Regions from separate parts of the Mus musculus genome. Here all the other regions are linked to region 1. The links are chromatin loops, found by intact Hi-C in ENCODE. Cell type or tissue: left cerebral cortex. All regions are shown on one strand.

What was found. Peaks named below come from ENCODE experiments on the same cell type or tissue, not always from the same donor. Only the 100,000 strongest peaks of a DNase experiment are listed, where the experiment ranks them.
Region 2: it touches region 1 in a loop (2.5-fold over the local background); 2 of 42 quality-filtered maps call a loop at or near these places.
Region 3: a loop joins it to region 1, with 2.8 times the contacts of the local background. A loop is called at or near these places in 3 of 42 quality-filtered maps.

What each region holds. Positions count from the first base shown.
Region 1 is chr8:41,452,984-41,460,983 of GRCm38, reverse strand. No RefSeq gene overlaps it. Among named protein-coding and RNA genes, the nearest start is that of Gm50494, 40 kb to the right of the region's middle. In left cerebral cortex, no CTCF peak of the experiment used is centred here; a DNase peak (open chromatin) is centred at 3,123.
Region 2 is chr8:41,546,432-41,554,431 of GRCm38, reverse strand. No RefSeq gene overlaps it. Among named protein-coding and RNA genes, the nearest start is that of Gm50494, 130 kb to the right of the region's middle. In left cerebral cortex, no CTCF peak of the experiment used is centred here; DNase peaks (open chromatin) are centred at 4,276 and 4,770; H3K4me3 peaks cover 565 bases.
Region 3 is chr8:41,557,528-41,565,527 of GRCm38, reverse strand. No RefSeq gene overlaps it. Among named protein-coding and RNA genes, the nearest start is that of Gm50494, 140 kb to the right of the region's middle. In left cerebral cortex, no CTCF peak of the experiment used is centred here; DNase peaks (open chromatin) are centred at 2,559, 3,380 and 4,948.

The sequences.
Region 1 (8,000 bases):
AAGAAGTGAAATGTGCACCCACAGAAACATGTAGATTGTGTCTTGGGAAGCCCTAGTCAAGGTGACACATGGTGACTTCTCCATTAAAGACATACTCGGCTCCTTTTTCTAGTGTTGGAAGCCAGCGTTCACATAGTCAGGACCACTGAAATAATGTAATTTGATGTAGATCACCACTCTCATGGAAGTCACACACTTTCCATAAAGGGGCTAATGAGGAAAGTGACTAGAACCAAGCACAGCTCAGAACCACAGTGGGTGAAGGAGAGATGAGAAATGGTGGGTAATGAAGGAAGAACGGGAACCCTGGCCTTCTTTCCTTGTTGATCCCAGCCTCTACATAAATGGGACTTATCCTTTTCCTAGTCAGAATGTCACTATTTCCTCAGAACATTGAGTGGCTCAACCCATAGACAACACATTCATATCACCCTTTCCAAGACTCAGGGAACGTCATAGGAAAGAGGCAAAAGAATATAAGAACCAGAAGACGACAGGAAGGGTAGGGAGATGCTGTCTTCTGGGCTTGGCACAGCCACTGCAATCATAAACTCACCATAGCTGTGGTTGCCTGCATTAGGACTGGATGTGACTGGAACTGTCAACAGCCAGAAATGTCAACATGAATGGAGGAGGTGCTCATGGGGTCCTTCCGCTCTCAGCTGCCTAGTGAAAGATTCAGGACAGGAACAGAGAGTTCACCATATGTGGTAGCTTCCCTGAGCTGTGGGAAGCGCACCTCTATAGTGGATAGGCCTAGCGCTGCTGTTTGTATTTTGATGCCAATTCTGCTCTCCTTGGGAGGGGTTGCAGACAAGGAGTGAGCCCTGTCCTCAGGTGACTTCTTGTGAACCAATCCCCTAATGAATAAAGGAGCCAATCACTGGGCGAGTAGGCAGGACTTCCGGGTTGGATAGGGGGAAGAGAAGGAGAAGAGGGTTCGAGGTCTTGGGGATAGCCTAAGGACAAGGTGTAGCTGCTAGGGTTTGCCGGTATCATGTGAGATCCATCAGGATTCGCCACTGGAAGAATCAGACTTAGTAAGACGTACAAGATTAGGTTTTAGTTGTTGTGCCCAGATATTGAGTTACCATTGTTTCTGAGCTAAGCTTGTGTGGTTTATTTCTTCTTGCAGCTATTCGACTGGGTTCAACAGAGAAAGTTATAGCAGCAAAGCATGGGTTAGCCTGATGTGCACCACAAAGGCCATGGGGGCTTTGAAGCATGCAGCCGGCGTGGTATCAACCTACCAGTGGAAACTTAGCGAGCTGGGTGGAAAGATTTTGGAATTCTGAGTCAGAGTCTTCACGAGGTAACAACAGGTCAGCCATTGTCTGCCAGTGCATGGCCGGCCAGTCCCATGGGGCACAGAGTGCCGAACTCAAGCACGGGAACGTGCTGATTTTTTTTTTTAATATTTCTGGCAACACACCTCAAATTTGGTTCCCTTTATTTAAAAAATGGGGGGCTGGGTTAATGTTAGAGGGTTAGGGTTAGAGGGTTGGGGTTAGGATTGGGGTTAGAGTTAGAGTTAGGGAGAGAGACTGGGAGGAGAGTAATTTTCTTCTAATGGTGAGCCCACCAGGATGGGTTAGGAATCTCCATACCCATGCATGATTACACAGACAACCCTTAAACTTAAGAGTGTCACAAAAGAAATAAAAACATATGCACTTTGGAAGGGGACTAGTAGAGAGGAGGAGGACTTGTTCACAGGGGTGGGGGAAGAGAAGAGAGGGTGGAAGTATTCAAAATGCATTATTTATGTGCAAGAAATTGTCAGACATACAATTTAGTCAATAAAAAAATAAAGAGATAGCTATTGAAGTATTTTGTAATGTACCATAAATTTTAAGTCATCTTGATTTCCTCAATTCATAGCTGAGTTTGAGATATAGAAGAATAAAAGAAGCCAGTCTGGCTTAGATGCACGGGACCATTGATTGTTAAAAAGAAGAGGATCTGAGAAGGCCCTGGAGATGAGCAGCCCAAAGGTGCTGCCTGGCTTTCACAGAATGACACTGAGACCCAAGGCACTGACTATGTGACACTGACATCTAGGTCCCACTCCAGACCAACATCAGGGTATCTGACAGGAGTCAGAGCACCAAGCTGTGTTTGTATGTTTAGCCAGAGGTAAGCACTTAATGGTATGGCATTAAGTACATTCACTATGTTGTATAGCAATCACCACCATGGATTTCCAGAGGTTATTTACATTCATTCAGAAACTCTGTATCCTTGTAAGTACCCATACCTGCCTCCCTCCGCCCAGGCAGCCTCTCAGCTGCTTTCTATCTCTGAATTTTCAGGTTCTAGATGCTCCACACCAATGGAATCACCTGTTTGTTTTTTCTCTCTGGCTCATTTTTTTTCTTTTTTCTCTTTTCTTTCTTTTTTTTTTTTTTTTTTTTTTTTTTTGGTTTTCGAGACAGGGTTTCTCTATGTAGTCCTGGCTGTCCTGGAACTCACTCTGTAGCCCAGGCTGGCCTCGAACTCAGAAATCCGCCTGCCTCTGCCTCCCAAGTGCTGGGATTTAAGGCGTACGCCACCACTGCCTGACCGTCTCTGGCTCATTTCACTTGAAATGTTTTCAAGGCCCATCTGTGTTGTAGAAAGTATAACAATAACACAGATGTGTTGGTGTATACTCCTTTACTCCCAGTGCTTGGGAGACAGAGGCAGGAGGATCTCTGCGAGTTTGAAGCCAGCCTGGTCTACATAATGAGTTCCAGGACAGCCAGGGCTATCTGGAGAGACCCTATCTCAAAAGAAAAAAAAAAAAGAAAGAAAAAAGAAACAATATAATAATCACCTTCCTTTTTGAAGCTAAATAATCTACACATTGAATAGCACACTTTGTTTAGCCACTGTTTAGCCATTTTCCCCTTGAATGAATTTCTTCTTAGTTCTGTTCAACCACAGAGAGTAATGTCACTATTGAGCTTTCACAGAGATACATGATTAGCTGAGTTCTGGCTTGAAATTCTTTGAGGGATAAATATAGATGTGAAGTAAATATAAATATGCATGCAGAAATCATATGGTAATTCCCCACTTAGCTTTGGGGAGGAGGCGCCATACCATAGCCCACAGCTGTGGCACCCCTCTGCAGTCCACCAGCAACGTGCACGGGTTGCGATTTCTCCACACCCTTGCCAAAATTTGTTATGTTTTATATATAGCAGCTATCCTTATTGATTTTTCAGTGGCTTTTTAAATGCTACTCTGGTGATGCTGGGTAAAATAAAGCCTCCTGAAGAGTTTTCTGGTGGTGGAATGAGTATCCCATGGAAGGCAGTCAGCAACTGTCAGTCCCTCTCTTATTCCCTGGAGTCTTTACTAATGTCCAAAGAAAGTACGGGAGATGTTAAGCCACCGTGGAGCTGTGACACAGAACTGGCTTGAACTTCTGGCTTGTTTTACCTCTAGATCTCACAGGAGATGTCAAATGTGTCCTCCGTTATGTCTAAATGGCACTACACCTGCATCCCAATTTCCCTGAGTTTACCACTCTGCATCTCTATTATTAAACCAACAAGAGGCAGCTGTAATACTCAGGGGTCCTCAAGGAATGGGTGAGATTGTATGTACAATTATATCTCTGCTAGCATTTACGTTACTGAAGTTTCAAGGGTTTGGTTTGTTTTTTTTTTTCAGTTAACTTAATAAAATGCCTTGATAGAGGTGACAGAATCGTTGGCAAACAGTATAAGCATATGATGCCTTAGAAATGCTTTCAAAGGCAAATCTAAGAAGCATTTGCACATTTTCTTTCTCATCACAGCTACAAGCTGTGACTTAGTTCACCATCTGAATCCTGACATGTTTATCAGTAAAAATGTTGGGTGTCTGCAATGATTACCGCCCTTCTGACAATCCACAGATGATGACCCCAGGAACCACAAAAACAATCAGTCCACAGTGCAATGTCTACCTGTTAGCAACAAAACACTGAACAATTGACTTGTAACAAAACAGGAGTCAAACCACATTAAAGAATTGTTGCTCTTGTTGGGCAATCTAAAATGCACCCCCACAACACAGATCAATGAAATATTGGAAAACCCAAGCCAATTGGGACTCACTGCTGTGTATCTGTCCTGTGGCATCATGGTGTGGCAAATTGAAACAAACCACCTCGAAAAACTGGTTTTTCAGAAGGAACTCAAAAGTATTTCCAAAAGTAAGCAAATCTTGCAGTTTTCAATTAGCTTTAGTCAAACTATTCACAAACATTATATGCTCCTCTGTACAACTGAAATTTTTGATACCCTTAGGTTTAGGTGAAACTCTAAAAACCTCTTGTGATTGTAGATATCACTACCCTGTTTGAGCTTTCCTCCCTTCCTTTCTGGTATCACAGATTCTGTGATTAAATCCGGTATGTAATTTTACATATACTGGCCAACTGGGAAAGTTCTCTCTAAAGGACTGCCAAGTAGAATGAGATTTATAGCAAAGCATCATACATGTAAAATTATACATGGATCATTTGAGTTCCTAAGTAAAATGCTGATTCTGAGTCACTAAGACCTCATACTCAAGAGATGCCCAGGCTGCTAGCCTGGTACTCAGGGGAGCAAGAATGCTCATAGATGCTAGCCAGCCAAAAAAGAGTAAATACACCCATGAATTGGGTCAACTCAAGGACCCAAGAGAATGGCAACATTGCTGAGATATACAAGTACCAACTTAATTGAAATATTTTAAGGATCTGCTTGGAGTCCCATAAAGAATGTATTGAGGGGTGGGGGGCCTAGAGAAATGGCTCAGCAGTTAAAAGCCATTGCTGCCCTTCCAGATAACCCAAGTTTGGATGCCAAAACCCATGTCAGTCATCTTACCTGTGACTCCAGCTCCAGAGGATCTGGCTCTTTCTTCTGGCCTCTACCAGAACACACATACATGCAAATAAATTGAAAAGATAAATATCTTTTAAGAATGCATTAGGTCCAGTGATTATATAATATATTTATCTGTACTCCAGGATTTGGGAGGCTGATGTAAGAGACTCACAAGTTTGGCTAGCCTGTTCTACAGTGTCTGTCTGAAGAAGAAGAAGGAGAAGGAGAAGGAGAAGGAGAAGGAGAAGGAGAAGGAGAAGGAGAAGGAGAAGGAGAAGGAGAAGGAGAAGAAAGAAGAAGAAGAAGAAGAAGAAGAAGAAGAAGAAGAAGAAGAAGAAGAAGAAGAAGAAGAAGAAGAAGAAGAAGAAGAAGAAGAAAGAGGAGGAGGTGGAGCAGTAAAGGAGACAGAGAAAAGGAGGAGGAGATAGAGATAGAGGAGGAGGGGAGAGTGGGATGGGGAGCAGAAGGGGAAGGAGAAGAAGAGGAGAATGGGACAAGGAAGAGGAGAAGGAATATACTGAAGGAGCACAGAAGTAGGAAGAGCTTACATTACTATATAGGGTGAAACGTAATGATGGAGAAAGCAGGGGTGGAAATTAGTTGGAGACAACAATAAGACTCTGGTTGCAGTACGATGGCAGAGGAGCAATGGGAAGGAAGCATCAAGGACCCCCTTATTTAATGCAGAAGCAACTAGGTAAACTGAAGTGGATTCTATAAAGAATAAAAAGGCTGGAAAAGAAATAACTGGGAGAGCAAGAATAGACATAGATTTGAGACCAAACTCAGTGCTGCTATGTTCTAGCACCCAGCATCTAGCATTTGTGAAAATCCAAGGTGAAATCTCAAGACATTACTCGGACACAGCATCTTGAAGCTGTTTTTGACCAATCTGTAGCACAGTTATACATTTGGGAGTCATCAACATGTAACTGGTATTTAAAATCATTGCAATTATTAAAATATTGTCTAGAGTCTATGTATAGTACAAAAGAGAAAAGGACCCAGGGCAGAGGACTGAGAAACTTCAAAACAGGGAGTTTGAGTAAGAAGAGTCGCATAAGGGGAGTGGCTAACATTAGCCACAGGAAGGGTAAAAAATACACCACATAGGTGGGAAGACCCTACCACCACCACCAGATAAAAGAGGAGAAGCTGTCAACTCTATTATACTTAATGTTTCTGCCAGGTCATTGGTCTCAAAAACAAGAAGCCTGCTGGTAATAGCTAGAAGTGAATTGTGTCTCCCCCAAAATGTGTGTGTGTGTGTGTGTGTGTGTGTGTGTGTGTGTGTGTGTGCCTCTAATGATAATAAGGTAAAGTCAGGGATGAATCCAGACCCAACATGACTGACATCTTTATAAGGATTTCGGATACAGACAGTCAAGACCAGGGAAAACTCTGTGAGAAAACATCAAGAAAGTAGCTGACTATAAGCCGAGGGTTCAGAAGAAGTTACAACTAACCAGGCAGTAGTAGTGTGCACCTTTAATCCCAGTAATCAGAAGGCAGAGGCAGGTGGACCTCTGAGTTATCGGTCAGTTCAGTCTACAGTGTGAGTACCAGGACAGCCAGGGCTACACAGAGAAACCCTGTTTTGTAAAACAAGCAAACAAAATGAAGAAGAAGGAGGAGGAGGAGGAGGAAGAAGAGAAAGAAGAGGAGGAAGAGAAGGGGAGGAAGAGGAGGAAGAGGAGGAGGGGGATGAAAAGGAGGAGGGGGAGGAAGAGGAGGAGGGGGAGGAAGAGGAGGAGGAGGGAGAACCACAACTGCCATACCTCATCTTAGCCTTCCAGCCCCTGGTTCTGAGAGAAAACAAGCCATTTGATGTGTAACATTGCTTTGTTGCTCTACACTAGTAAAAAAAAAAAAAAAAAAGTCTTAGCAGGCCAAGTGTGGTAGTGTACCACTTCTAACACAGTACGTGAGAAGCAGAAGTGGGCAGATGAGTTTGAGGCCAGCCTGGGTCTACATAGCAAGTTTCAAGCTAGCCAGAGCTGTATAGTGGGAATCTCAGCTCAAGAACAAAAATCTTAACAAAAGAAAAGTCGTTGAATTAATGGTCTTAGTCGAAGTGGGAATCATCTTGTCCCGAGGAAGGGGAAATGAGAGTAAAGACGTAGTGAGTGCAGAAAACTCCTGAGGGAGACGTGGCCATGAAAGAAGGAACAGATAGGTGATGGAGGTGTTAGGTAGATGATGAAGAGGTTTACAGAACTGTGGGAAGAGTTTCCCCCAGATACAAGATAAGTTTCATAAAAATGAAAGATTTGTGTCTAACCGCTGACAGGAAACATCAAGAGAGAGCTGGAGGTGCCAAGAAGAAACGGAAGCAGTGAAGAGCCAGGAAAGGAAGGGACCAGGATATTATGAGGCCCTGTGATTGTAAGAGGAAAGACCTTGTGCGCTTCCTAGGATGGGAGAAACTTGTGAGTGTGCCCAGGTGAGAGTTTCGTGGTCTTCCATGCACTTTGTTGTACATGACCTAACACAGTCACCCTACGTGTGAAGTGGGGAAAAGTTATCCACATTTCACTTAAGAGGAAAAAGCAGAAGAGAGACTTCACTCTGTGAGCATGAGGTCACACAGAGGGGTTCTACTTTGTCCATGTCACATCCCCAGTCTTCAAACGTATCCCACCAGAACTGTAGATAAAATTTAACAAAATGTCAGTTAATGCATTTTTAAATCCTGAAAATAAGAATATAATTAGTTACTTAAAAAACATCATCAGCAAACACAGCACAAATCATGGAGTCAGCAGCATAGAGTATTTTGTTTTATAAATCCTTAGCCATGTTAGAGAGGCCTCTCTTTTTTCTGTTTATTTTTAAAAGTTAAATTGCCTAGTTCAAATTATTAAATGAAACTTAACATAGAGGACTATGTTGGAAGTTAAGAGATTAGCATTTGTACGATGGCTGTAGTTCTAGTTCAGTGAAAGATGACCAGGTTCTTAGTGAAAAGATTTTACCTTCAGGTGTCTGAGATTTGGGGAAGAAAAGGAAGCAGCTAAAATGACTCAAAACCAAAGGGGAAGCCAGGCATGGTGGCCCACGCCTTTAGTCCCAGGACTGCAAAGACAGAGGCAGGTAGATCCCTGCATTTGAGGGCAGTCTGGAAAGCCAGGGCTACATAGAAGAACCCTATGC
Region 2 (8,000 bases), 93 kb before region 1:
TCTCACTCTTCCACAATAAATAAATATCTCCAAAGTAAGAAAAGCCCTGTGTGACACTCCCTTTTCAAGACTCTCCAAATAAGTTCTTCCCAATTCCATGGTCATCCTTTAATTCAGTAAACATACTTTGAGGACTAACTTGGACCAGTACTTCAAAACGTTCTTCACTATTACTTACTAGTCCTTTTTTCAAGGCTGTACCTTAATATATTGCTACATAATCTAAGCCTTGGCCTCACAATTATCCTGGCTCAGTCTACCAAACTCAAGATTACAGGTGAATGGCACCACAACTAGCTCTTTTATTACATAAGTTATTACTATTAAAAAATGGAAGGTTGATTGAGGTAGGAATCTTATGTTGTACATTTTGGTGCACTGTTTAATTAAATATTGCTAACAGACGAATTGCTCTGTTTAATTTGCACTCACCATTTAGAGACTTATATTATACAATGTATAAAGAGACACTTGTGGGTCTTGAAAGATGGTCAGTGGTTAGAAGTACCTCTTGCTATAGCAGAGGACCTAGGTTTAGTTCTAACACCCATATCTGGAAGCTCATAACTGCCTATGTAATTCCAGTTCCAGAGGGTCCAATGTCTCCTTCTGAACTCCATGGATACCCAGATTTATTTAACATACACTCAGAGACACTTAAAAATACATCTTTTTCAAAAGATAGTTGATGTCTTGTTTCCTCTAAAGCCTCCACTTCATATACAAATGGATAATGCTTTTTTTAAAAAAGGATGAAGGGCAATTGATTGTGAAGTCACCAAGTTGGTCTAGCTCAAATTATTTCTATAGAACTTACTTGACCCCTATCATGCAAGTACTTGCTATAACTTTCCAGCTGTTTCCCAAACACCACCATAAGAAATCCTGTTTGCAAAGGGAAATTGTCTTTGGCATCCTGCTTTGCTCAGAACTAACTTTGGGAACAGGCAAGCCCAGGTTGGAGGTGCCCAGTTCTGAGGTCTCTCTGGTCTATGCGGTCCATTCTAGCCTGCTGCCTGGCTTCCTGCATTCCTCACGGTCCTGCTTGCCTCTGCATACCAGCTAGGACCTCAGCAGCTGCTTATAGATCGCACAGCCCTAACAGTGGGTTCAGAGGGGCAAAGTACCAAATTACACAGACTTAGCAAACACGTGTGGAAAACAAAGCATGCAAGGAGGGCGGTTTGGTTTAGGCTGCAGTCCTTTGTTAAACAAAGGCAGTCAAATATGTTTCACAGGATCATTTACAGGGTTGGAGGGTCTGAGGAGTAAAGCTGCTCCCAGAGGTGAGAGGAAAGGCTCAGAAGGTTGGTAAACTTTATTTGGAAAAAAAGGACTCAGAAGCTCATAAACTTCATTGAAAAAAATTAAGATGTTGGGTTCGTTCATTTTAACAACAGAACAATATCCATAAGGTTCCATGATATGTCTAAATTAATGCCTTGGATTGAGTCACATCATTGGAATGCAAAGTCAGTGTCATAAACTAACCTCAACAGGAGTGAAGGCTTGAGTCATAGTTTGAGGAAAAGTATGCCCCATCAATCAACATATTTTGACTCGATATGGTTTACCTTAGTAGTCGGAGCACTTTCTTGAAGAAGGAAGAAGTGGCTTAGGATGTTGTTTATTCTTTAAGTAGGAATGGTTTCTATCAGGGCTGGTAATAGTTGATAGGATAAAGATCATGCACACACACGAGAGAGAGAGAGAGAGAGAGAGAGAGAGAGAGAGAGAGAGAGAGAGAGAGAGAGAGAGAGAGGAAGAGAGACGGGGGAGAGGGAGAGAGAGGGGGGGGGAGAGGGAGAGAGAGAGAGAGAGAGAGAGAGAGAGAGAGAGAGAGAGAGAGAGAGAGAGAGAAAACGTTGGTCTTCTCCCGGATACACCATTAAAAGTGAAAAGTCTGGCTGCTAAGCCTGACTGCTCTATGCAATTGGTTTTGAAATCCTCACGACTAGAAGTCAGAAAGAGTGGGAGTTAATTCACCATTCAGGGATAAGGTGCGTGCTGAGTATCCAGAGATGTTTTCAAGGTGAAACCAACCCACATGAACAAACAAAAGAGCTACATCAGCTGTATCCGAAATTGTATTCATATAAATTCTCCAGTACTTAAAATGACAGACTGGAAGCAAAGCCACATGTTGCTTGCTTCGCTGCCTGCTTGTGGCAGCTTTTAAATCCCTGCCTTCCGAGGACGTGACCTCGTAAGAAAATCTTATAACATTGTCATGCGGGGAAATGCTCATAACACCCGGGTTAATGCGCTTACACTGTAAGAGAACATTTAATAAACGCCAAGTCCTAAGGGGGCTTGATGTTAGCTGGGTCACGGAAGGACTTTTCCCGGGATACATCTGGGATGCTTTGTGGTGTATTCTGTAGCCGGCCACGTGGCTTAATAGTTAAAATAGAGGGCTAAAAGTTACGAGGGTTGGAGATCATATAGCAACTAGCTATTGACTGACGAACTGACCCTAGGCCTATCATGACCCTGTAGTACTTCAGCTAGCTCACTTGTAAAGTTGGTCACAAAGGCCATGTTTTACCGAATCCAGATGTAGGCCAGCTCTGTCCTGAAACTGCAATCTCTTTTTTTTAATATGGCTGTCATGACTCCTTTTCTGGTCACTTAAAGAAAGGCAAAGACGTAGTATGCTCTACCCTCTCATTAAGAGAGAGGAGCATAAATAAATATTGGCCTTGGTTCAACCACACCCTAGTGTTCTTCTAAGTGGCCACACTATATGCTAGTCAGAGAAAAACAAACAAACAACCAGCTAGTGTATCGAGGCCTACTGCTCAGAGTAAATATAGTTCGAATCCTTTCCAGAGCAGCCTAGGACAGGCTCTTGTTGGTACAGGTAGTGTCACAGAAGAATCAGACATCACAACACACAGATCCCTACAACCCCTCTTTGGCTCTACTCTTTCTAAGGTATGGGTCCATAGTGAAGGCACACACAATAGAAACCAGTCCCCTCCACATAAATACATCACAGCTCTCTGAACTGACTTTGGTTTGGTCCGGTCCCCGGAACTTACCACTGCTCTCAATCACTCCCATCAGGCACGCTAGAAAACAATCCACTTCTGGATGTGGAACACACTAGTATGTCGTTCCCCCTTCTCCTCCCTTCCTGGGTGCTGTTCTGGGACCAAAACTTCATCCGATTTGTACCCAAGCCTATTTGTGCTAGCTCAGATTGTAATTGCCTAAATTAAGGAACTATTATTGAAATCAGTGAGGAGTGCAAAAAGAGAATTATTGTTCCTATTTTTAAAAAAAAATACAAATGGTTGTTTTAAAACAACTACATCGGGTTGAGCCACATTTTACTCGAAGCCCCATTAAGAGCCTGCCTTTGGAAGGCTCTGCAAGTATTTTTGAGTCCTCACTCCATGTGAAAGTAAGGAATAGTTCATTAGAGTGGTTCTTCCTGTAAGAAAGAGAACTAAGATTATAAGTCAACTATTTTTTAAAAGACCTTAGTGATTAGGATACAGTTCAGTCATATGACACTTCACTGGTATGTGCAAGGCCCTGGATTTGATGCCATCACCACAAAAACAAAGATGACTTTAGATTGACATAAAAAATTAATATCAAAGAAAACCGTGTGTGCATATTTAAGTTCAAATAAAACATGCGCATATGTATTTATATATAATTTATTCACAAAAAATATACATTTTAAATCTCAAATAATTATGTCCTGGTTAGCTTCTTAAATGTCTCATTGTTTTCTAAATTTAATATTACCATTTTTGTTCATTTCCTACTTGGTATTCAAATTACCAGTGAAAGAGCAGGTTTGTGGTTTCTGACTTTGCTTCCACTCAATTATCACAAATGGTCAGTGGCCCTCGGAGATCTTACCCCAGGTACGGGATGGGGTTATCAGTTCTCTCTCTCTCTATCTATCTATCTATCTTTCTTTCTTTCTTTCACTGGAGCCAGATGGCACAGAGTGGCTTCTTGGGCAGCTGAGCCAGCCAGAAAGAAACTCTGCTACCAGGACCACCGTGTGTAGACAACAGCTCCCAAGCTCAGCGTTCAGCCTGCTGTGGTAAGGAGAGCCAAGGCCAAGTGTGCCAGGATCCTCACTGCAGGGAAAGTTGCCCCAGCCCCTTCCAGTCTAACCAAACACCTCTAACTTCCCCTTCACTAGCTCAAAGCTATCAAGGCCCAGCTGCAACACTCCAAACTGGATGGCTGGCTCTTCTATTCCTGGCAGTTGAACCAGCTCATTTCATTAGCAAATGGAGCTGGCTCCAGAGTTTCCCATCTGCACTCTCCACCAGAAATATAAATAAACAAAGGAATCATGTATTTTGCAAATCCCTTTGAAAAAACATTGACTTTTGGCTGCTGCTGGGTAAATGTTCAGATGTTGTCAATAGCAGCAGAAAGCGACTACCAATATTTATATGCTGTATATAACAGCTTGCACTGCTAGGAAAAAGAAAAGAGAAAAAGTTGGCTTCCCAATCCTGGTGACTCTGTAGGAACGTCTAAGACACCTAGGCGAGAGCAGTTAACCGTCACTCCTCATAAGATGACAGGAGAAGAAGAAATACTACAGCCAGTAACAATAAAGAGACGACTGTGAGTTGAAATTGCACCCGCAGACACTTTTGCTGATTCTTTGAGAAGAAGCCCCACGGAATACAGAGTCCATAGCTTCAAGAGCGTTCTCACCCCACCCCACTGTGCCAGCTACCAAGTAACGTTACTGTGCAGCGTGAAATGGGTAACTAAGGGACGAAAACAGTTACTTGAAAAAAAAAATTGACGTTAACAGCCTGTTTTTAGCAGCCCTTTGAGCCTTTGATCATCTACCAGCTGCCTCCGGCAGTCTGTGGCTCCGTGAGAAAAATCTAGGCCCGGAGAACCACAGATACTATAACGTAAGCCACGGCTGCATGATCCCCAGAATGCAGCAGCGTGGGGTGATGGGATAACTGTGCCGGAAATCCACAAAATGCTCCTTGCAAAGGTGTCATTTGTTTTCCTGTAGACAAGTCATTGCCTCTGTCCAGCTTTCCTCGAGGTGAAATGTAAGCCCGGGCATTTCTCCTGAAGCAAAATCATTCCGCCAGAACCTGAAGCGTTTGCCCGGAAGATGCTGTTTCACAGCGTGTGGTAATAAAGCAGACTTTGGCTGGGTCTTTACCAGGAAGAATTGAGTTTGGTAAATTTTGCTATGCTCTGCGTGAACCATGCACACCTTTTAAACTGCCTGGAAATTTGATCTATCACACGTAAGAGCAGGGCAAATTCTTTTGTCTACAGTTTAAAAAAAAAAAAAAGTCCAGAACTGAGATTTAAATGTTTAAATTTTATGGTGAATTTGAGACCTGTGGGAATCAAATCTCAGCCAGGCCGTGTCCCCTGCCCACCGTCCACAGGACAATCACATGAAAGCAGCATAGCCTCACACAGAATGCCATGACAGCAGGCTCAGCAATGCATCCCAGCCATTCCCCCAGGTCCCACACAACCAGGCACATTTTAGAATCTCAAGAACTATCAGGTAAGTTCAAATTATCACACTCTGGATATATCGGTTATGTATAGGTGTAGACACGTGCTCAGATTCTCAGTTTTTGCTGAGTTTGTCCAAACTCTGGGCTTTGGAGTGTCGAGTGTCTCCACTGCAAAAAGGATACAAACACATCATCTAAAAGACTTCCCAGCATGCAGATGCCAGTGGGTCTATAATGGAGTCTCTCTCGCCTCTCGGTATCGCAGGCAATACTGAGGCCAGCAGACTATGAACCACACCTGTTGATACAGAGAGATAATATCCCAGGCTCCAGGCCTCAGGTCTAAAAGAATGCTTCGTTCCTTAGCAAGTAACGGTGGGAGAAGCTATCTTCCTCTGTCAGTGTAAACCAACCATGCTGACACATTTCCTGAGAATTTCTATTATTTTCAGAGTTAGAAATTTGATTATGGAATTTCCTCAACAGCCGCATTCACAGATGGAAACCGTGAGGGTCACGTGGTCTGTTATTTAAATTCGGGAAATATGAGATACTTGGAGTCATTAATTTCAAAGAGGCCACTTTTGCCCCGACAATTTACGATCCACACTCTACCTGCAGGTTTTATAAAATCTTCACTATAAAAAAAAGAAAGTATTATTATAAATATTATTGCTTATTGGCAGTTACTGGGGCTGGTGCCGTCGTAAGTCATCCTGGTTGGAATTCTGTTGATTTCCTAGTACCATATCCAGTAACAAATTATAAGTACATTATAGAGTATCCAGACTGACGTGAGCTCAGAGGCACCTGTATGGAGTTTTTCAAAAGAACAATAATAAGTTTTACTAGATGTGACAAACCCTATAAAAGTTAAATAATGTCACACTTTATAAGCATTTCATTTAATACAACTGAACACATGGAGGGCATTGAGGATGGTATTTAATTTTTTCCATATGTGGGTTTAATGCCACACAAAAGTCTTGGTCCCAGATTGCTAATTTTCCACCATGTGGTAGCCATTTAGCTGTATTTTTTAAAACACTTACCAAATTACAGAGTCAAGTTTCAGAGGCTGCAGCCCTGAGTTTACAGTTTAAGGAACAGGGTATCCATGTGGCTTAGCGCTAGGTCTCACGGAGAGACAGTTAAATCCTAACCATACTTTTGTGACAGTGCTCCCTGGCTTTCATATGGATGAAGATGTGAGTTTGTAAAACCATATGCTAATTTAATTCTAAAAACAGTTTTGATTGATATGTCTCCTTCCAACACCGACCAGTGTTAGCCAACTCTGGAAACAGAGGCTGTCATCTGAGTAAATCCTTTCCCAGTTCTCTGTAGGCTTTCAGAGAACCCTAATTGAGGAACTTGGAAACATGAGCAGGATTCATTGTCCTAATTGTTTAATCTTGAGAGGTGACCTTAGCTATCTCATTTCGTCTTTTCTGTGCTTAGGGATGTTTTGATCTTTACCAAGATGGTGGTATTTGCCTTTATTTTCAAGTCACAAAGGAACAGTCGCCAATGTCATCTAAAGTTTATCTTCTACAATCAAACACGGTGAACTTGGAACTTCGAGACTAGGAAAAGTCAAAGACTCCCCCTTTATTCTGTTTCATCTTATTTCTGATGAGCTTTGAGTAACTAAATCAACCTCAAGAGGAAATCCTTACAGAGAGAAGGAATCTCATTGGCGGGGTGTTTGGTCAGCAGGTAGAGTCACAGATCCGTTCATTACCAACAGCGCTGTCTAATGTAATAAAAGCACAGGAAGGTGCTGTGAGAACTTTAAAGCCCCATCCAAACGTTAGTAGTTCTCATTAACCCCATGAGATTAAGCAGAAACCTGGAACGATTAGGCAGATCCTACATCTGCGTTCTATGGCCAGAAACAAAGATACCACGCTGTACACTTACTTAAGGGTTCATCTCTATCTGCTCCAGAACAATAAAGTGAAATAAGGGACTCTTTCCAAATAGTCAGCTCCTGGGGAAACACATTCTATCTCCCAAACCAATTACAGTTAACTCTCCTGAGTTCAAGTGGTTTGAGCCTATTTCACACCTAACTGAATACTCTAGACAACTTGGTCAGGAAAACTCAAACTATATGCGTAGGACTTTCCAGGGAGCCTCATAACACAGTCTGGGCAACAGGCATAACGGTCCAATTTCCAAGCTTGCAAAATTAGCAGAAGCAAACCCAAGAGCGGGAGAGATGGAGACCATGCAATGAGAAAGTCTACCTAGCGAGATTCTGGTCTCTTCCATCCTTCTGCCAACGATATGTAACGGAATAAAAAAAAATTATCTCTACTTTCAGGCAAGCAGATGAAATTGAGCCTGCTCAGTTTCTATGACTAACTGAAACTTTCCCACTAATCCCTACCATACTTGCATTTGACAGTGTCACTGACTTATATACATCAAATGCTTAGGAACTGATTCTGTGTCTTTGAGGTAATTTCATTTTTTCAGCTTTCTGTCTCAGACCCACAGAGATAT
Region 3 (8,000 bases), 100 kb before region 1:
GAGAAAAAAAATTACAAGACACATAAAAAGCTGAGGGGAAAAACACTCCCTAGAATGAGACAAGCTGTCTGACAAGATTCAGCTATGATGCAGAATATCATAGCTGCAAAATTATCTAATGGAGAATTTAAAACTGCTATGAATCAAATGTTGAAGTCCTTAACAGAAGAGATAGGCCACAGGATAGATCAGCGTGAGCTAGAAGCTATAACAACCAAGTTCGAATCCCAAAGAGCAAGAAGACATCCTGACCTGTGAGTCAGCTTCTTATCACCTGGAGTAAACAAATTAAAGGAGGGATGTTCAGACCCTGAGTTCCCTGAGATGTGAGTCCATGATCACTTGGTGTCCTGGTTTCTTGGCCTTAACGAGACAAACATCAGACTCTATCATGGGAGTTAGTGGTAGTGAAAACTACTCACTCATGGCTGCTGAGAAGCAGAAACACAGGAAGGATCCCAGGAAATGATTGACACCCCTTCAAAGACAGAGCCCTCAATGACCTATTTCCGAAGCCAGGTCTCACCTCTGGGTGGCTCATCATGATTGACATCATGGAGATTAACTCTAGGAGATTAACTCATTAATGAGATCTTAGTCCTCATAACCCAATGACCTTTTACTGGCTCCCATCTCTGAACATTGCTGTCAAAGGGACCAAGCATTCAACAGGAGACCCAAATCATTAGAAGCCACTTCATCACACTCAATAAAATCCAGGAAGGAATCCGTGACCTTAATGTAATCACCAGAAATTCCAAAGGATAAAACAGAAGGGGAAAGATTACATCCACTAACTGTGAGATAAGACCATATGGTCCAGCATATGTCTAATTGGAATATCAGAAAACTACACATGTAAGAACAGGAGAAAGAAATGGCTGAAGAAATAATAGCCAAGAATGTCACAAAACCAGCGATAAACACCTCAACTCAAATCCAAGCGGAGCAGAAAACACTCCAACAGGCATACACACCTATGCGTTTCACATTTGAACTATCAAAACAAAAGGTGTGCAATGGGAAAGCTGCACCTAAACAGAAGAGAATTAACTGGAGGCAGAAGGGAGAGAGAGTGGGCAGTTGTGGATGTGGACAGAGTCCAATGACTTATACATATGATAAAACCATAATGAAGGGCAAAACTTTGTATGCCAACCTAAAGGATAATGTTTTTCTTTTCAATTGGGAAATCCTGAAGGTAGCCAAATCAAAAAAACAAAGAGAGAGAGAGAGAGAGAGAGAGAGAGAGAGAGAGAGAGAGAGAGAGAGAGAGAGAAAGAAAGAAAGAAAGAAAGAAAGAAAGAAAGAAAGAAAGAAAGAAAGAAAGAAAGAAAGAAAGAAAGAAAGAAAGAAAGGACAAGAAAATACAAACAAAAGGAAGAGGAAAACAAAACATGTTTCTGTCAAGAGAACTGTCTACCAAGTCAAGCACTGGTTACCCTCGTTTTACAATATCTTTTCAAAAATGTTTGCCATGAGATGACATCAAGTGGTAGAAACAGTAATTCTCTTCAGAGCAAACACCCGGCTTGCTTATAGCCTTGTAAGATACAGTGTCTTGACAGCAAGGGCTGACACACGTTGTTCATTATAAAAATCTAAATTCTTTAAGGCCAGCATCCTACATCATGATCCATGTAAATGCATCACCATCAGCCTTCTAAGCACTGGAAGGAGGAGGGAGAGAAAGAGGTAAATGAGCCAGGCTTTCTCACTTGCCAGGCCATGAGAAGTAGTTATTTTTTTTCTGACTCTGGAGTCTTTTGTCTGTTGTCAGTTTTTGTGAAACTGTAACAGACTAAATTTTTGGCTTGTCAACATGATAAAATTACAGGCTCTTAATATCCTTCATTAATTATAAAAGGGGCCAAAGAAAGTTTGCAGTAGATTTCTCATTACAGAAAACAGAGGCTAATGTCTTAAAATCGCTGAAGGAAATAAAATGTCAACCCAGTATTCTGCTTCCTGCCAAATTATATATGTCCGAGGTTTATAATTCAAACTGATAAAGTAGAAATAAAGACTTTATCAGACAAATAACAACTGAAAGAATTCATTGCCATCTTCAAGAAACATTCAAGAAAGGTGTCCAGGGAGAAAGAATATGATATCAGACAGAAATGGAATTACAAGAAACCTAGAAGACTGTTAAAATAGAATTAATGAACGCTGGAGTCATGAGAGACCAACACCTGCCCAGTTATCTCTCAAGCTGGCTTGTCCTTTTGGATACTAGATAGGCAGGTCCCTGAGTGGCCTGAGGGAAGAGGAGAAGGACCATGACAAATCCAGAGAACCAAGAGACTATGAACTCATGAAGTGTAGCACCGGACAGCTCCAAATGCCTTCCACTGTTATTACAGTGTATGTTCAGAGGCGAAGCAAATTAAGTCTGGCGTACTGAAGAAGGTATCTGTTCAAAGGGCTGGAAACCCAGACTCTGCCTACAGACTCAAGCTGACATTGCAACAAATAGAACAGGAGGGAATAAATTCTACAGGCAGAGCAGCTCTTTGAAAGAGCCTTAGCTGCTTCATAGAAATAAGAAATGGACTTCAGAAGAGGAAGTGTTTCATTTGGGGAGTGTATGTGGGTGGTTGCAAACTTGAGGGCTTTATATGTCCATTTGAGCTCTGTACCATTTGGATTTATGCTGATGTGTAGTGAAACTTACCATGCTATTATTAGTACCTACCCATGCTTAGCATTTTGCAAGTAAAGGGGAAGATGGTTTTTCTGGTCCCCATTGGTTAGGGAAAGCCAACTAAGTGAGAACAATTGTGACTTATGTCACTCTCAGCCTGGAGCCAGGAAAAGTTTGTTCTGCCAAGAATATGGAGTTTGTAGACAGACAAGATTAAAGTGTTCTCAGTTGCTGATTCGTGGCATAGAAGACACCAGCAACAGCAGGTGTCCACAAAGAACTCATATGTAGTGTGTTAAGCCATTGGGCAAACAATTAAGACAAGACATAAACAACTTTCTACAGTTTTAGTCCACCCAAAGCACTTTCAGTGTCTCCAGAAAAACACAAAGGAAAGAAAATCAGGTGGTTGGTAAGGTAGGGGCGGGGCCGGGGGGCCGAAGAGTGGGGAAGCCTTGAGAAGAGAAATATTTCCAAATCCTCGCTCGGTTTTTACTTTCATTGTATCATAGAGCAGAAGGCTGTCTTGCTCTGATCATGTGCATGAGCATAAGCTGTGATAGCAGGGCCGACCTGTGTAATCTCACTGGGCTTGCTTATCAGAACAAGACGATACTAAAAACACAAAATCTCCGAGGTGATGAAAATCTCTCCATTTCGCCATCGGTTGAAAATGCTGCGGGCCCGCAGCCAGAAAGCGTTCTCGGGCTGCATCTTTTTTTTTCAGCGGCCTCGACTAAGCAGCTGCAATTCCCTTTTATGTGCCAACCTCCTCAGCCTTTCTTTTAATGGGAGGTCTGCCTCTCATCACCGGGATGGAACAGTACATTTTCTGACTTCTCTCAAAAAAAGCAGACTTTCTGATACATAAGCTGCGGGCAGGGTGGAGTGAGGCATGAAGACAGATCCCAGAAAGCTTGTTTCAGGCAGGATATATGAATGCTGTACACAGGGCAAAGTAGACTTTTGAAGTGCCTGCCATCACTGAGCAAAACTCAAGAGTAGTACCCAGGGGGCCTCGTGGGCGCAATAAGTCAAGGGAGAAAGAGCTGTTAGAAATGAACATTCGAACTGATTAATTCTATCAATGAACGAAGAGCTCTGTGACACTGGACAGACTGGCACAATGCTTTAAAGAGTGAAGCCAAGGGGTTTTCTGGTATTTCCTGTTCTGGGAACTATTCTATACCACCAAAAGATGATCTTAATTTTTGAAAAACCCTAAAAATCAAAAAGTGGATCTAATTATAATAATATAAAGCTCAGCTATTAGAGATTAAATGATATGAGAAAAGTATTTATTTATTTATTTATTTATTTATTTATTTATTTATTTATTTATTAAAAACATTCATTATACATCTGTCATATGTCTGACCCTGAACAGTCAGGCCTAACTCATGCAATGGGTGATGTTCTGAGATACCGTTTTCTCCCCTACCTGTACCTTTCCCCTTTCCTAGTGTAGCAAGAACTCTCCCTCCTCCTGACGACTACTGAGAGCACTCATTCTCCTGCAGCAAAAGCCGTGCGGCCCCAATCCCAGCAAGTTCCGTAACCTCTGTGCCTCAGTTGCCTTGTCTACAAGATAGGAACAACAGCACTGATGCTTTTAAAAATTCAAGTGGGAAAAGCTCAGATCAGAGGAGAGACCCAAAGCCAACTGAATTGGTGTGTGTTGGGGGAGGGGTGTCCCATGACAAAGCCCACAAAAGAAAAACATTACTTTCAAACAAATGATGGGGTTGGTGGTGTTAAGTCGGTAGTAGAGCACTGTCCTGACCGGTGTGTTATCTGGGACTCTGACTTCTCTCAAAAAGCAGACTTTCTACCCAAGGAGCTAAAGGGATCTGCAACCCTGTAGGTGGAACAACATTATGAACTAACCAGTACCCCGGAGCTCTTGACTCTAGCTGCATATGTATCAAAAGATGGCCTAGTCGGCCATCACTGGAAAGAGAGGCCCATTGGACTTGCAAACTTTATATGCCCCAGTACAGGGGAACGCCAGGGCCAAAAAGTGGGAGTGGGTGGGTAGGGGAGTGGGGGAGAAGTTATGGGAGACTTTTGGGATAGCATTGGAAATGTAAATGAGGAAAATACCTAATAAAAATATTAAAAATAAATAAATAAATAAATAAATAAATAAGCAGACTTTCTGATATAAGGTCTGGCAGGGTAAAGATGGATCCCAGGAAGCTTGTTTCAGACAGGATATATACACAGGGTGAAGTAGATTTTTGGAGCAAGTTATCTAGCTGAGTTCAGGCCCCAGCACTTAGAACAGAAGTGCTAAGAACTATATAAATCCTTTGCAATCATTGGTCACAGCTAGAGGATCCGCTATGTTGGTCATACACCTGCTACTTTTACTCTCCGGAATAAGAGCTGTTGCATTCCATTCTCTCTGGAATATTTTAACTATTTCATTGGCTATAAAAATACTAAGTGCATTTTTTGCTTAGTATATACTATATGTGGGTTTTGTTTTGTTTTGTTCTTTTGGCATTGGGAACTGATATTTTTAACTTAAGAATGGTTCTTCTGGTGGGAAAAGATAAACTGCATTTGCTTCTCTATTTTGGAAAATGATTTTTTTTAAAAAAAGTAGCTTAGCCATTCTTAGTTTTTGATGCTTTATACTTGAGATGGGATATAGCAAATGAGCCAGTCATTCACTCTGGTTATCAGATATAATGCAGAAATGAACCTGACCTAGCCTTTCCTGTGCCTTGGTCATCACACTAGGAAACAGGATATTAGTTACATCTGTTTTAACCACCCAGTCTTTGATTCTAGCATCACATATATATATAGATGTATATATACACACACATATATATAACATATATATAGATGTATATGTGTATGTGTATATATACATATATGTGTGTGCATATATACACACACACATATATATATACACACATATATATATATGATTTTTTGTGGTTGTGGTTGGTTGGTTGGTTGGTTGGTTGGTTGGTTGGTTGATTGGGTGGCTTTTCCAGACAGAGGTTCTCTTGTCCTAGAACACAATCTATAGACCAGGCTGGCCTCAAACTCAGAGATCTGCCTGCCTTCTGAGGGCTAGGATTAAAGGGGTGAGTCACCACTGCCTAGCCAAGCTTCTGAAATGAGATTAATTTTTCAATATAGCAAGAGAAATTGTGGCTGTGAGTGTAGTTCAGTGGTAGAGCCCTTGCCTGACATTCACGAGGCAATCCTCAGCACCACATAAATGAAAACCAACAAAATTGGCATCTACAAGGTACTTTATAGCCACTAGGATGCATAAAGATTCCTCTGTTGCAAAAGATAACAACGTGGACAACAATTGAGGAACACAGGTCTGCATCTCGAAGTTCTTTGCAATTATTAACTTTAATTAAATTTTCAAATTGGGACCAGCAAGGTGGCTCAGTGGGTAAGAGAACTGACTATTGACAACCAAGTGGAACCTAATGGTAAAAAGAGAGAACTGACCCAAAAGTTGTTTGTCCTCTGACCTCTACACAAGAAACTTGTGCACACACGTGCACATACATGTACACATACACACATGCTAAATAAATAAATGTAAAAAGAAATCTCCAAAATTGAAGCTTAAATGAAAATTTGGGTGCAGGCAGTGAGCTTGAGAACATAGTGTTCAAGTACTCAGATGCAATTGTAAGGGGCATTTACTTTTCAATTCACAATTACTGTTGCTTCCCAACTATGGAAGGCGTAAGCCATAATGTTGTTTAAACATGGTTGGCACTCAGTATCTGCTCATTATATGAATAAATAAGTTGAGTTTAACTAGTCCACCTACACAGAAATGAAAGTATGTTGGTATAGTAGTTCTATCCCGCACCACTTCTACCCTGGAGAATTGTCTGCAATCCATTTCCATTCTATTTATGTAACTGTTAAGTGTCTCACTTTAGTGCTTATGAAAAAATTTATTTTACAGATTGTATTCAACTATGAAAGAAACTTGTCAGGTAGAGAATTCTGTTCTTAAAATAACAAAATACCTCTGTGTTTTGAAAGCTAACTTACACATCTATCCCTTTTTAGGTTATATTTCATTATTCTGTTTTGATTAGAAGTCAGTTTTACAGCACCCTTGGGTGCCAGCAGGAGGAGTTAGGGTCAAATAAATTCTGATTTGTGGACTAATGAAAGTCTTGGCGCTTCACTTCCATTGTGACCTTTATCTTCGCTCTGGAATTCTCATCCACCGGGACAGATGTTATAGCATGCCTCAAAATCCTGTATTATTCTTTTCACCCTGGAGATATGCGTATTTATAGTCACACAGTAGGTAGTTATAAATAAATACAAACCAGCTACAAATGGGGTCATCTTTGGTCTTTCCAACTGGATCTACTCCTACCATATCAACAGAGAAGGGACCTAGGATCACCAAACACTCAACCAATTGCCAGTCACTAGTTTCTGGAGTCTGGGGTCGCTGCTCCGGTGAATATGGTAAGCTGATCACAGTCACTAAGAAAGATTTACACATTAATTCTCTCCTGCTGACAAAATGGTTTTCATGAGAAGAGATTTGGATGGTGAGAACATGTGCACCGTGCAGCCTCCTTCCTTTTACAAATTGCTTAGTCAAGGCTACAGGCTATTTTAGCTCAACCTTGGACTAGAAGAGACTCATACGACTCTTGGAGGACACTGAGGTGGGTCCACTAGTAAAGGTGCTTACACAAGCCTGCCACACTGAGATCAATCCCCAGACCCATGGAAAGCTGGAAAAAGAAAGGATTCCACAGATCTGTTCTCTGACCTCCACATGTGCAATCATACACTCAACACACACACACACACACACTTCACACACACTCACATCACACACAATCACCTCACATACACACACACACACACACACACACACACACACAATTTTTTAAAAGACTCAGCACTTCCCTCATAGGATCATATAAAACCAGTAAGCACACATTCAGAAACAATGGACCCTGTAATATACTGTATATAATTATGAGGTAAAAGAGCATAAAATTTATAATCAGAAGTACAGACATCAGTTGAAAATGATGAACTGAGTATCTGTGGCCAAGACATTTAACCTCTTTATCCTCTGAATTGAGAAAATACAAAGTTGAAGTACATCTCCATGATGGAGTGCTTGCCCAGTTTATGCAAGGCCTCAGTTCAAATACAATAAATAGGCAGACAGACAGACAGACAGACAGACAGACAGACAGACAGACAGAATCTGTGCCAAAGAACAAAAAGCCAAGCATGGTGATGCATGCTGCCATGCCAGCCCTGGGGAAACTGAAGCAGGAGGGTCAAGAACAAAAACCCAGGCTAAGATGCATAATAA